Regions from separate parts of the Homo sapiens genome. Here all the other regions are linked to region 1. A link is a contact called in ENCODE Hi-C or POLR2A ChIA-PET data. All regions are on one chromosome and are shown on one strand. The core of a region is the stretch at or near the end of the contact, and the rest is flanking DNA. Distances in the headings are between cores, read along the strand shown. Region 1 overlaps CYTH3 (cytohesin 3). Region 2 overlaps CYTH3 (cytohesin 3). Region 3 overlaps CYTH3 (cytohesin 3).

What was found. Hi-C counts contacts between places; a loop is a spot of excess contacts on that map. ChIA-PET counts read pairs that join two places held with the same protein, here RNA polymerase II (POLR2A). Pooled maps may share reads with other maps.
Region 2: a map of heart right ventricle shows a loop between it and region 1 (2.2-fold over the local background). The contact joins two enhancer-like sites. A Hi-C loop is called at or near these places in 3 of 168 maps with a recorded cell type or tissue (heart right ventricle, posterior vena cava and vagina), 1 of 37 single-sample maps with no recorded cell type and 2 of 50 pooled maps. POLR2A ChIA-PET finds 5 or more read pairs at or near these places in 7 of 52 experiments (A673, CD4-positive, alpha-beta T cell, GM10248 and 4 more).
Region 3: a pooled map of adrenal gland shows a loop between it and region 1 (1.8-fold over the local background). The contact joins two enhancer-like sites. A Hi-C loop is called at or near these places in 1 of 168 maps with a recorded cell type or tissue (A673) and 2 of 50 pooled maps. POLR2A ChIA-PET finds 5 or more read pairs at or near these places in 6 of 52 experiments (BJ, Caco-2, GM10248 and 2 more).

Annotation. Positions count from the first base shown.
Region 1 is chr7:6,199,887-6,203,688 of GRCh38, forward strand. All of the region lies in intron 1 of CYTH3 (cytohesin 3), which reads right to left. Among named protein-coding and RNA genes, the nearest start is that of CYTH3, 71 kb to the right of the region's middle. Within about 2 kb of position 2,390, at least 3 of the 41 ENCODE cell types and tissues checked have a DNase peak (open chromatin) inside an H3K27ac peak, as active enhancers do.
Region 2 is chr7:6,165,737-6,169,157 of GRCh38, forward strand. It overlaps CYTH3 (cytohesin 3), which reads right to left. Exons shown (of 13, transcript NM_004227.4): 10 at 1-74. Among named protein-coding and RNA genes, the nearest start is that of USP42, 62 kb to the left of the region's middle. Within about 2 kb of position 1,740, at least 2 of the 41 ENCODE cell types and tissues checked have a DNase peak (open chromatin) inside an H3K27ac peak, as active enhancers do.
Region 3 is chr7:6,240,280-6,244,115 of GRCh38, forward strand. All of the region lies in intron 1 of CYTH3 (cytohesin 3), which reads right to left. Among named protein-coding and RNA genes, the nearest start is that of CYTH3, 30 kb to the right of the region's middle. Within about 2 kb of position 1,417, at least 3 of the 41 ENCODE cell types and tissues checked have a DNase peak (open chromatin) inside an H3K27ac peak, as active enhancers do.

The DNA of each region.
Region 1 (3,802 bases), core at 1,140-3,639:
CCACATGTGAAATGGTTAACATCATTTGATGGTAGACTGAGAAATGAAAGGTGTATATATAAATCCTAAACCAACCACTAACAAAGTGTGCAATAATATTAAGAAATTCAGAATCATTCCCTTATTTACCATCTTTAATAAAATCTAAGAGCCCATCAATTGTAAGATGTATGCTTAATTTCAGGCAGTTTAAAATGTATAATTTGTATCTCAGAATCAAGGAAAAATGGGAGATTGTCACAGATACTCATATTAAAAAATAAGCAAGTGGTATCTCCAAGTTGATTCAGTACTTTCTAACTTTCAAGTTATATTATTAATCTAGTTATCTAACAGATTCCAATCTACCAAGAAGCTGCAGCTTTCTAGTTTACTGCTATAAATAGTGACACCCTGACACATTTTATATACATGTATATGCAAACATATGAGATCTTCCACGGAGTTCACTCGCAGTCCTATGACTTCTCCTGGAGAAAGATGGAGTTTCACAGTTATGAACTGTGGCCAGAACCCTCACTATGTTTTAGTCACTGTAAGTCAAATGTGATAATACGTACCCTGAACAAAAATTTGGTCATTTAACTCACAACTGTGTATTTCTGGCTACCTAGTCCTAATTGAAATTGATTCTCTTACCCTTAAGTTTACCTTTATTACTAATCAATACTAATTTTTGTTGTGATATGGAGCTTTTTAGATTTTTGGTCAGTTCAGAGACTGGCCGATTCTGCAGGAAACAGAACACTGGCAAAGCATGGGCTTTGAGCACTAGTCCCAGTTAATCCACTACATGGAAACTCTACATGGAGCCGTGGTTTAACACACACAGAAATAACACCTATCTCATAACACTGTTATATCCAGCAATTTAAACTGGTTATTTTGAGAAAGGATCTTGCTCTGTCACTCAGTCTGGACTGCAATGGCACAATCACAGCTCACTGCAGCCTCAGCGTCCCAAACTCAGGTGATCCTCCCGCCTCAGCCTCCTGAATAGCTGGGACCACAGGCACGTACCACCATGCCCAGCTAACTTTCAAATTGTTTTTGTAGAGACAGGGTCTCACTATGTTGTTGTCCAGGCTAGTCTCAAACTCCTGGGCTCAAGTAATCCTCTACTTCGGCCTCCCAAAGTGCTGGGATTGTAGGTATGAGCCACCTTGCCTGGCTCAACTGTTAAATGAGCATGAGTTTCTGGAGACTACTGAAGCAGTATGATGACACGCAGAACAAAAGGGCAGGCTCTGAGCTGCCAGGGGCTGCGCTCTGCCTCTCCTCACCACTCGACAGTCGGGTGACCTCAGTGGGTGATAAAGCAGCATTCAAACTATGACATCCAGGTGGGTAACAGGGCAGTCACGTGTTAGCAACAACGGAAAGGGCCAGGTGAGTGGCATGCCGCAGCTAGCCAGGATGCTGCACTGAGCTGCAGGGGCAGGCAGGAAAGCCGCAGAGGCTCCAAGGGTCCGATTCTCGCCACCTCCTTGGAACCTTCTTTCTTGTCATTTCTCCTCAATCTCCATGTGGTGATCTTCACTGTTCCAGGACACTGGTTCCTTACCCAGCCTTCTTTGGATTAGGTGAAAGGTGACATTTTCAGACACAAACTGGAGTTGGCCACTGGTGCACCATTATCACTAACAGAAATTCTTAAATAAGTTCAATCAAGAGAAGGGATCCAGTACAGGAGGTGTGAGCATCAAGAGAAAATGATGAGCACTGGTTTCCATAAGTAAATCTTAAAAAAACCTGACTGTGTAAGATAACAACATCTCATAGAGTAAGAACAGAACTAAAATGCTCAACAACAACAGCATGTAAATAAGAAGGGAAGTAATTTGCTCTCAAGTTCTTAGGGTTCGAAGGCGGAGCGGATAGATGATTAACTTTAGACTTGTCAAGTTAAGAAGGCATACTAAAATTTCTAGGGTAAGCAGGAAAGGAATGGAGCTCAAAATGCCCAAATTGGGAAAGGGAAATTAAAACTGGAATGAGAAAAAATAATCCAAAAAAAGGCAAGGAAAGAGAAAGAGAAACACAGAACAACTGTTAGAAATACAAAATGCAAAATATTGGGTGCAGGAAAAAAAATCCAAATATACTGATCTTTACCATGGTAGACAGAAAAACACAGCCATGGTATTTTGAGGTTCCTCCTCTCAAGAAGGGAAGTCTATTTCCCAGTGTTTTCTCTGGACTGGCTTTGGGACTTCCTTTGACCAAGAGAAGATGGCAGATTTGACAGTGGGCAGGGCCCAGCACCCAGGCCTCAAGGTCTTGTCCCTCCCCTGTCCTGGAACCTGAGACCACCATGCCCTGGGCCAGCAACCTTGAAAATGAAATCCATTGTGTAAAGAAACCACACGGAAGAGTCCCTGAGGTCCCAGCTGCTGCAGCACCTCAGCCAAGGCCCCAGACGAACGCGTAAGTGAAGTCATCTGGGACGGGCTCAGCCCCCGGCTGGCCTTCCAGCTGAATATGACAACGTGGGTGAACCCAGACAAGAGCAGCACGTGAACCGCCAGCCAACTTGGAAATTTGGATGGTGAGACAACAGGCCATTGCTAGTTTTTTTTTTTTTTTTTTTTTTGAGACAGGGTTTCGCTCTTGTTGCCCAGGCTGGAGTGCAGTGGTGCGAATCTCAGCTCACCGCAACCTCCGCCTCCTGGGTTCAATCGATTCTCCTGCCTCAGCCTCCTGAGTGGCTGGGATTACAGGCATGCGCCGCCACGCCCAACTAATTTTGTTTTTTTAGTAGAAAAGGGGTTTCTCCATGTTAGGCTCATCTCAAACTCCCGACCTGAGGTGATCCGCCCGCCTTGGCCTCCCAAAGTGCTGGGATTACAGGCGTGAGCCACCGTGCCCAGCCAGGCCATTGCTGTTTTAAACCAATTCCTTTGAAGAAGTTTGTTATGCAGTAAGAAGTAACTGATACATTTACAATGAACATAAGTGAAAAAAAGGAGTAAAGTTTTAAAACTTGGACTTAAAAACCAGAACAAAAAACATCCCACTAAATGCTCTTTAAAAGAGGCATATTTAAAACATACGAATACATAAAAGTTGGTAAAAGGGTAGAAAGTGACATACCAGACAAATTCTTACCAAAAAGTTGGTACCGCTATAAGAAAAAATAGGCAAAAAAACTTTAAGAAAAATAGACTAAAGCTATGAGTCACTAGATAATGATATTTTGTTCAGTTATTCACAAAGTCAGAATTTATATGCATCTAACAAAATAGTCTCAAAATATATAAAGCAAAAATTGACAGATGTACATGTAAAAATAAAATTTTTCCCAAAGGCAAAAAAAAAAAAATGTTGAAGATCTTACCAACACAATAGCAAGCTTGATTTAATGGACATAATATACTTCACTGATTATAAGATGTGCTTTTTTTTCACATTTTAACATATTTGAAGTGAATTGTGACATTTACATATCATTGCCTCCATAGCTGTGAATCTGACTATTGCTAGAGGCAAAACTAAACAACTGCTACTCCTTAACGTTTCATGCAAAAAAACAAAATTTAAGAATAATCTGATGAAGGATTATGAGTCTAGTCATTGCCACAGATTATTCATTGATACTTTCTGGTAAGATCAACAAAGTCTCAGCAGAAAATTCTGCAAAACATTAGAAAAAAATCCGGGAGACAATATAGGAGCACTCTTTAAGAACTGCTGTGTCACTAATGCCTTCGATGGTGACAGCACTGTGTAGAAAAACATAAATATCAACTATTCTGAGTAGACAACTGATTCAGGAGTTGGAATCTGTAAATAAGCTTCAGGA
Region 2 (3,421 bases), core at 490-2,989, 35 kb before region 1:
TGTGTATTCAAAGTAATAGAGGCAGTTATCGGTCAGGATGAACCACCGGCGCTTCCAGGTCTTCACACGCCCTCCTAGAAGCAGAAGGGCCCCGTGAGTCTGCGCTCCGTGCACAGGGAGCCCGCGGGTCCAAGAGGGGGCCCTGGACCTGCACAGACCACTGCGTTTTCAGAAAGGCCACCAGGCGCCAGGCTTGGGTTCAGGTGTCCTTCAGCGTTCCCACCGCAGGGCCCCACATGCACCCACCCCGCCCACACCGGCGCCCCCTCCACGGCACTGATGGGCCCCTTGATGACACAACCGCGCTACAATTCGCTTCCTGGGAGAGTTAGTGGGATGGATGGCGTCATTTTCCCACATGAGATGGCAGTGTGATGAAGTCAGGACTGCGCGCCTGGCTCTGTCCAGGACCTGACCCCACCATGTCAGGTGGTTATCGCATTACAGAGGCCCTTGGGCAGCCCTGGGATCCATCAAAATCAGTCACCCCTGGGCCCAAGGAATCGTGAGACTGAATTAATTTTGTAACAAGATCTGGAGCACACGTGCACACGCACGTACCCCCATCTGTACCTGCCCTCCTCTCCCTAAGGGAAGGAAATCTCTGATCCTTAAACACTGAGCAGAGACAAACTGACTTCAGCTGCTATAGCCTTGCCGGTGTTTGTTTTTTAAATAATTCAAAGAAATACACGCTGGTGACAATGAACTCAAGTGCTCCCTGGGGTACTAGGCCCTCTCTGCCCCATGCCTCTCCAGCGCTGCGGAGCTCACCCGGCTTTCTCTGTGACAGGCCGGCAGGGGAGTAGCCCTCCCTCCCTAAGTGGGGGCCAGCACGGGCGCTGAGGCCTGGAGGCAAGACTGTGTGCGAAGGGCTCTGTGGATGGATCACCAGGACACAGGGGGCTTTCCCTGTTGGGGCCTGGTTTGCAGAGACCCTGGGTGAGGAGGAACCAGCTGCAGGTGGGAGGAAGCCTGGCTCAGCGGAACTGGAGGCCGGAAGCGGGTCTCTGCAGTCCCTCTGGGACCCTCTGGCCCCTGCCTCACTCAGTGCTGCCGTCCTCCTTTGATGCCTAAGGCAGCCTGCAATGCGGTTGCCACCGCCAGCCTGGAACAGGAGCCCAGCCTCCAGCTGTTCCTCCTCTCCCCACAGGCCCCAGTCTCATCAGTGTCCCACCAGCCTACCTGTTAAAGGGTCTGTCTAGACCCTGGTCTGGGCAAATCTGCCCCCAAGCTCTCTGCTGCATCTCCCCAGCCCTCAGACCCTGCCCCCAACATCTCTCCTGAGCCCTGGCGGGGCTTCCACTCCCCGAACCCCTGCAAGCTGCTCCGTCACTGGAACCCTCTGCCCCAACTGTGGCACCGCCTCACTGGTCCCCTTTAAGACCCAGCCAGGCCCACAGCAAGGCCCAAAGTCCTTGTTGCCCTCGTGTCCCTGTCTCACCGCGGGCTCCATGCTCTCTGCAAGCCCTTGGCCTTCACCTTCCCCACCTCCACTGCAGCACACCAGGGAGGCCCAAGTCCACAGGGGAGGGCAGGAGACCCTGGGGGCAACCTGCCTTGTCCCACAGTCCTCCAGTGAGCAGTGAGAGGTGTTCTATGTCCCCGAGACCCTAGGGACAGGAGGACAGTGCTGATTCCTTCCAGGCACTTGCTCCAGCTTGAACTGCTGTGGCAGAATCAGCTGACAGCAACTCCACTACCCTGACATCCGTCACTGTCACGGTCGCCTCTGCTTCCCTCCAGAGACTCCAGAGCAGGCCCCGCTCCAGCTGCACTGGTGCCAGCTGCCATCCCCCAAACAGCGGCCAAAGGCATCTTTTCAAAAACGTGGCAATCATGCCCCTCCGGCTTGAAGCCCCCCAAAGGGTCCCACTGCACTCAGCTTTAAACCCAACTCCTTGGGCGGCAGCAGGGGCTGCCCTTCCTGGCTCCCCAGCTGTGGCCTTTCTCCCTGCCCTGTTATCTGAGTCTCCAGTTCTTGGGGAGCTCATCCAGGAGCCCCCAGGTTGTGTGTTTCTGTCCAGCGCCTGCTCTCTTCCTCCACGCTCCCAGCATGGTGGACAGCAAAGGACCTGTATGTTCCACTAGCCCACACACCTGGCCCCGCCTGGGAGGGGTCTGCCAGGTGGCCTCTCAGCTCCACCTTGGGTCCCCCGCTCACACCTCCCATGCAGAGCCCCATCCCTGTCCAGTCCTCAGGGCCAGGGGGTCGTTGCAGACCAGGACTGCAGGCCCAGGGAAGGGGTGATAAGCTTGGTCTCAGAGCCGAGCAGGCTCTGCTCACACTTGTTTCTGGCCACACCACACAGCATTCTCGCCTGCAGACAAGAGCCTGGCTTCTGGAACCTGCAGATGGGAGCCACTTTCTCTCTGTAAGTTTCTGTCTTCATTGCCGTTAGCAGGCAGGCGCGTACGTGCACACACAGGTCCACATGCACACACTTTCTGTATGGCAGCTCGGATTGGGCCACCTCCTAGGATTTTTTTTTTTTTTTTTTTTCTGGTGATTGATTCAAGACTCGAAGTCTTAAGTTACCAACAATCGTAAGCCACGCCTGTGTACACAGCAGGGCTCCTACGCTCTGGCAAAGCATCCAGGCCTTTTTAAGACCACCTGTTCTAAAAGCAAATCTACAATAAGAATGCAACCAAGCCAGGCCGCACTCCCCGCTGAGCACACGCCTGGAAGCACGTTCTAGATCCTGCACCCATCTCGTCTGCCTCCAGCCAGGGCCCTGGCTCGCCAGCCTTTGGTCTCGAACTTTGTTTCTGAGAACACAGCAGACATACAGGGTGCTGGGAGAGGACAAGGAAGCCAGCCCCTAGAGCAGCAGGTGCTCACCGGGCCGCCCACCACACTGAGGCCACGCCAGCTGGACCAGCCCCTCCAGGGCCCCTGCGCTTGGCACCCGGCGCCCAGCCAGCTCTTGGTTCCCGTGAGCACTGTGTGCACTCATTTCATGGCCTGTTTATCTGCCCAACCAGAAAACAGGTTAGACAACACGAGCTCTGCTGTGCCTTCATTTCATTCACACACTTACGTCTCTAGAGCCGACCTTTCCCTGGTGGCAGGGGTCACATTGGCTGCCAGGCAGGCTGATGGCGTCACTGTCCCTCGAGGGGACACTGGTGGGCAACGCAGGAACCAGAAGGGAGGCATCTAATCAAACGAACATCCCACTTATCCCGGCCCCAGAGTGCCTGCCGGCATTTCCGGTTACATTCCCCCCCACCGGCCCTCACTCTAGAACACTCGCACAATGTGATTTGAATCGGGTCTCTCAGGCACCCGAGCCAAAGACCATGGTACTAGGTTTTCAGGCAAATATCTACAACTCCCCTAAACCTCGGTACAGCCAGAAAAAAGTCAAAGAGCAATGGCCAAGGTCAAAGACCCTAATGGGAATGGCAGACCTGT
Region 3 (3,836 bases), core at 167-2,666, 39 kb after region 1:
GAGACTCCATCTCAAAAAAAAAAAAAAAAAAAAAGAATGAGATCAGAAGCTGTTTCTTTTCTGTTGATGAGCAGATTCTAAAGATCACAAGGAAAAACAAGCAAGCAAGAATAACCAGGAAAACTCTGAAAATAAAGAAAAATGAGGTGGGGAGGGGAGGAGATTAACCCTAACTGATACTAAAATACCATGGTCTCAATAAGTAAAACCATGTCATGCTGGCATCTGAATAGACAGAATGGAACAGAATAGTAAATCCAGAAAGACTCAGATGGTACTTTAATATATGATAAAAGTGGCAAGGTAAAGATGAACTTTTTAATAACTGGTGTTGGGACAATGCAGCCTTTTGGGGAAAGAAAGTTGAAGCTGTATCTATACCTCACGCCACACATCAGAATAAACTCCAAACAATTCAAAGATTTAAATGTAGAACATGAACACAGAAGTACAGGAAGAAAACAGATAACATCGGCAAATTCTTTTATAATCTTAGAATGGCCTTCCATTCTAAGTGTGACTCATAATTTAGGTGTGAAAAAAGAAAAAAAGGAGGCCAGGCGCAGTAGCTCGCGCCTGTAATCCCAGCACTTTGGAAGGCCAAGGCGGGTGGATCACGAGGTCAGAAGTTCAAGACTAGCCTGACCAACATGGTGAAACCCCGTCTCTGCTGAAAAAAAAAAAAAGCAAAAATTAGTTGGGCATGGTGGCATGTGCCTGTAATCCCAGTGACTCAGGAGGCTGAGGCTGGAGAATCGCTTGAACCTGGGAGGCGGAGGTTGCAGTGAGCCGAGATTGTGCCACTGCACTCCAGCCTGGGCGACAGAGTGAGACTCATCTCAAAAAAAAAAAGAAATACATTTGGTTGCATTAAACACACACATGATCTTCTGCACGACAAAAACAAAACCAAAACCCAAGTAAACCCAAGGAGTCAAAAGAGAAATGGTGAAGTGGAAGATAACATTTGCAATCCATGGGAACTAATCCCCTACTATGCAAAGACCTTCGAGAATTTGAAAAAGACTAACAACCCAACAGATAAATGGGCATATAACCAGAGAAGAGCAAATGCAAACTAAACGGAAATACCATTTCTGACCCATCAGACTGGCAAAAATCCGAAAGTTTGACAGACTACCTGTTGACAAAACTGTGGGGAACCAGGCAATCTCACACATTGTTGATGGGTGTAAAAAACAGTGAGTGTGGAGGGAAGTCTGATAACATCTAACAACATTTTAAACACATTTTCCTTTTAGCATAAGAATCCCACTTCTGAAAATTTCTCTCTCAGATAAATGTGTAAAAAACGGCATATTCACATTCTCTACAACATAATAGCGAAAGATTAGAAACAATCCAAGTGCCCATCAATAAGGTACTGGATAAATAAACCGATCCATTAGCACAATGGAATACTATAGAGCTGTTTAAAAAAAGTGGTGGGGTTGCAGTGGGGAGGGAAAGAAAGGGCTAGAACAAGGCCTAGAGTACAGGAAAAGCTCAATTATGACAGCTATCAGTTTTAAAAAAATAAGGTGCGAAAAGGCTCTGTGTAGCGAAATGATCTCCAGATATTACATGAAAAAGGTGAGGTGTAACAGGAGGCAGTGATAAGAATTTACATTTTTATTATAATTGCATAAATAAACATTAAATGCATAAAGAAGAAACTAATAATTATTTCTAAGAGGTAGGACAGGGGACAGAATAGTCTCATTCATGCTTGCATATACCACTGTAACACAATAAACACACCTTTACACAAAGGAAGGGAACAGGGCAGAGGGGTTTTTTCTTTGTTTGTTTTTTGAGATGGAGTCTCGCTCTGTCACCCAGGCTGGAGTGCAGTGGTACAATCTCGGCTCACTGCAAGCTCCACCTCCCAGGTTCACACCATTCTCCTGTCTCAGCCTCCCGAGTAGCTGGGACTACAGGCGCCCACCACTACGCCCACCTAATTTTTTGTATTTTTAGTAGAGATGGGGTTTCACCGCGTTGGCCAGGATGGTCTCCATCTCCTGACGTCATGATCCACCCGCCTCGGCCTCCCAAAGTGCTGGGATTACAGACATGAGCCACCGCGCCTGGCATTTTTTTTTTTTTTTTTTTAAGACGGAGTCTCACTCTGTTGCCCAGGCTGGAGTGCAGTGGCACGATCTTGGCTCACTGCAACCTCCGCCTCCCAGGTTCAAGCGATTCTCCTCCCTCAGCCTCCTGAGTAGCTGGGACTACAGGCACTCGTCACCACACCCGGCTAATTTTTGTGTTTTTAGTAGAGATGGGGTTTCACCATATTGGCCAGGCTGGTCTCAAACTCCTGATCTTGTGATCCGCCCGCCTCGGCCTCCAAAAGTGCTGGGATTACAGGCGTGAAGAGGGGCCTTCTTAAGGGACTCTATGTAGGTCCAGGATCATTTACATTTTCAACAAGTGAAGGCCTAAAGGGGGATGAGCTCAAGATTGGAGCCAGATGCTCTGAGTCACAGGAATTCCCTGTCATACTACATTCAACACCATCCTACCCAGTGCCTCCCATACTCCTCCCAGACCCCACTGCCACCCTCTAGGCAGTCCCTGTGCTGGGACCCCAGAATGGACCAAGGGTCACCAATCGTGAGGCTGCACAGAGGCCTGGGAACAAAAAAAGAACCAGGTGAGGGAGACCTGGGTTCCACAATGCAAGTTTCACAGCTTGCCATGGGTGTCCTGGGACATGCCCCTTCAGTTCTCTAGGAGGTAAAACTTGTGCCTCCCAAGGTGACTGTGGTCAATAGATGCACACCTAGTCTCATGATTAATTGCAGGTGCTCTAAAAATGGTATTTCTTCCCCAAAACTTGTCAAGCCAGCAACTCTCTGCCCTAAGTCTGGCCTGAAAAGTTAATAGACATTGAGTGCAAAAATTAGGGCTTCTCACCTCCAGGCATAAGAGCGCAAACTGCCCTTGGTAAGATGAGAAGAGCCCAGCGGGCTGGGCCTGTGTCTCTGTGCATAGAGGAGCAGGTCTGTGAAAAGGCAGCCGACACCTGTGACTGGCCAGGTCTGGCTCTACCACCTGACCCCCAGCAGCGGTCAGTGACAACAAAGCTAACCGAGCACATGCTTTGGGTCAAAGCATGGGTGGGATGGGGCAGGATGGGGGTGGGGAAGCAATGTAATAACATGGTGAAGTTAAGCACACTTGAACCTCCAGAAAGCTCTGTTGGTTAAGAGTTTTTTCCACTTCACCACACTTCTTCTGGCAGGTGGCATCTTAAGGGGATGGGTATTTTGGGAATCCATAAGGGGAGGTTCAGTTGGAAATACATTTGGTTTGGGTTTAGTGGAATTTACTTAGGTGGCTTTCAGCTTCTTCTGCGTATAATTAAATTACAGCCAGCCATTCCAAATGGACAAATGACTTCCTAGAATATTCCTTCCGGCCCTATATCAACTTACCCAATGAATTGATGAAAACTGTAGGGTCAGAGGTGGTATTTTAATATGACTATGTCTTAAAGTAACTAACACCAGGAGTGTGAGGATAATGGAGAAGAAATGAGGTTTGAATCGTATGGAGTCAGAGATAATCTAGGAGAAAACTTTCCAATCACCAGAGAAGTGAATTTTTAAAAAGATTTCATTGTCATTGTTGTCTCATCAAAATGGAAATTCTCTCCTGTTAGGAATATACTTGACTGTTCAAAGTAAGTTATAAATACATCATTTTTTGACATTTTGAAGAATTTATTAGAATTCCTGTATTTACAGGTTTTAAACCTGTACTGGTACTAAAATAGTAAGTAAGCCTGTGTTGAAGTTGCATGTTCTATGCAGCCCAACATACAGAAT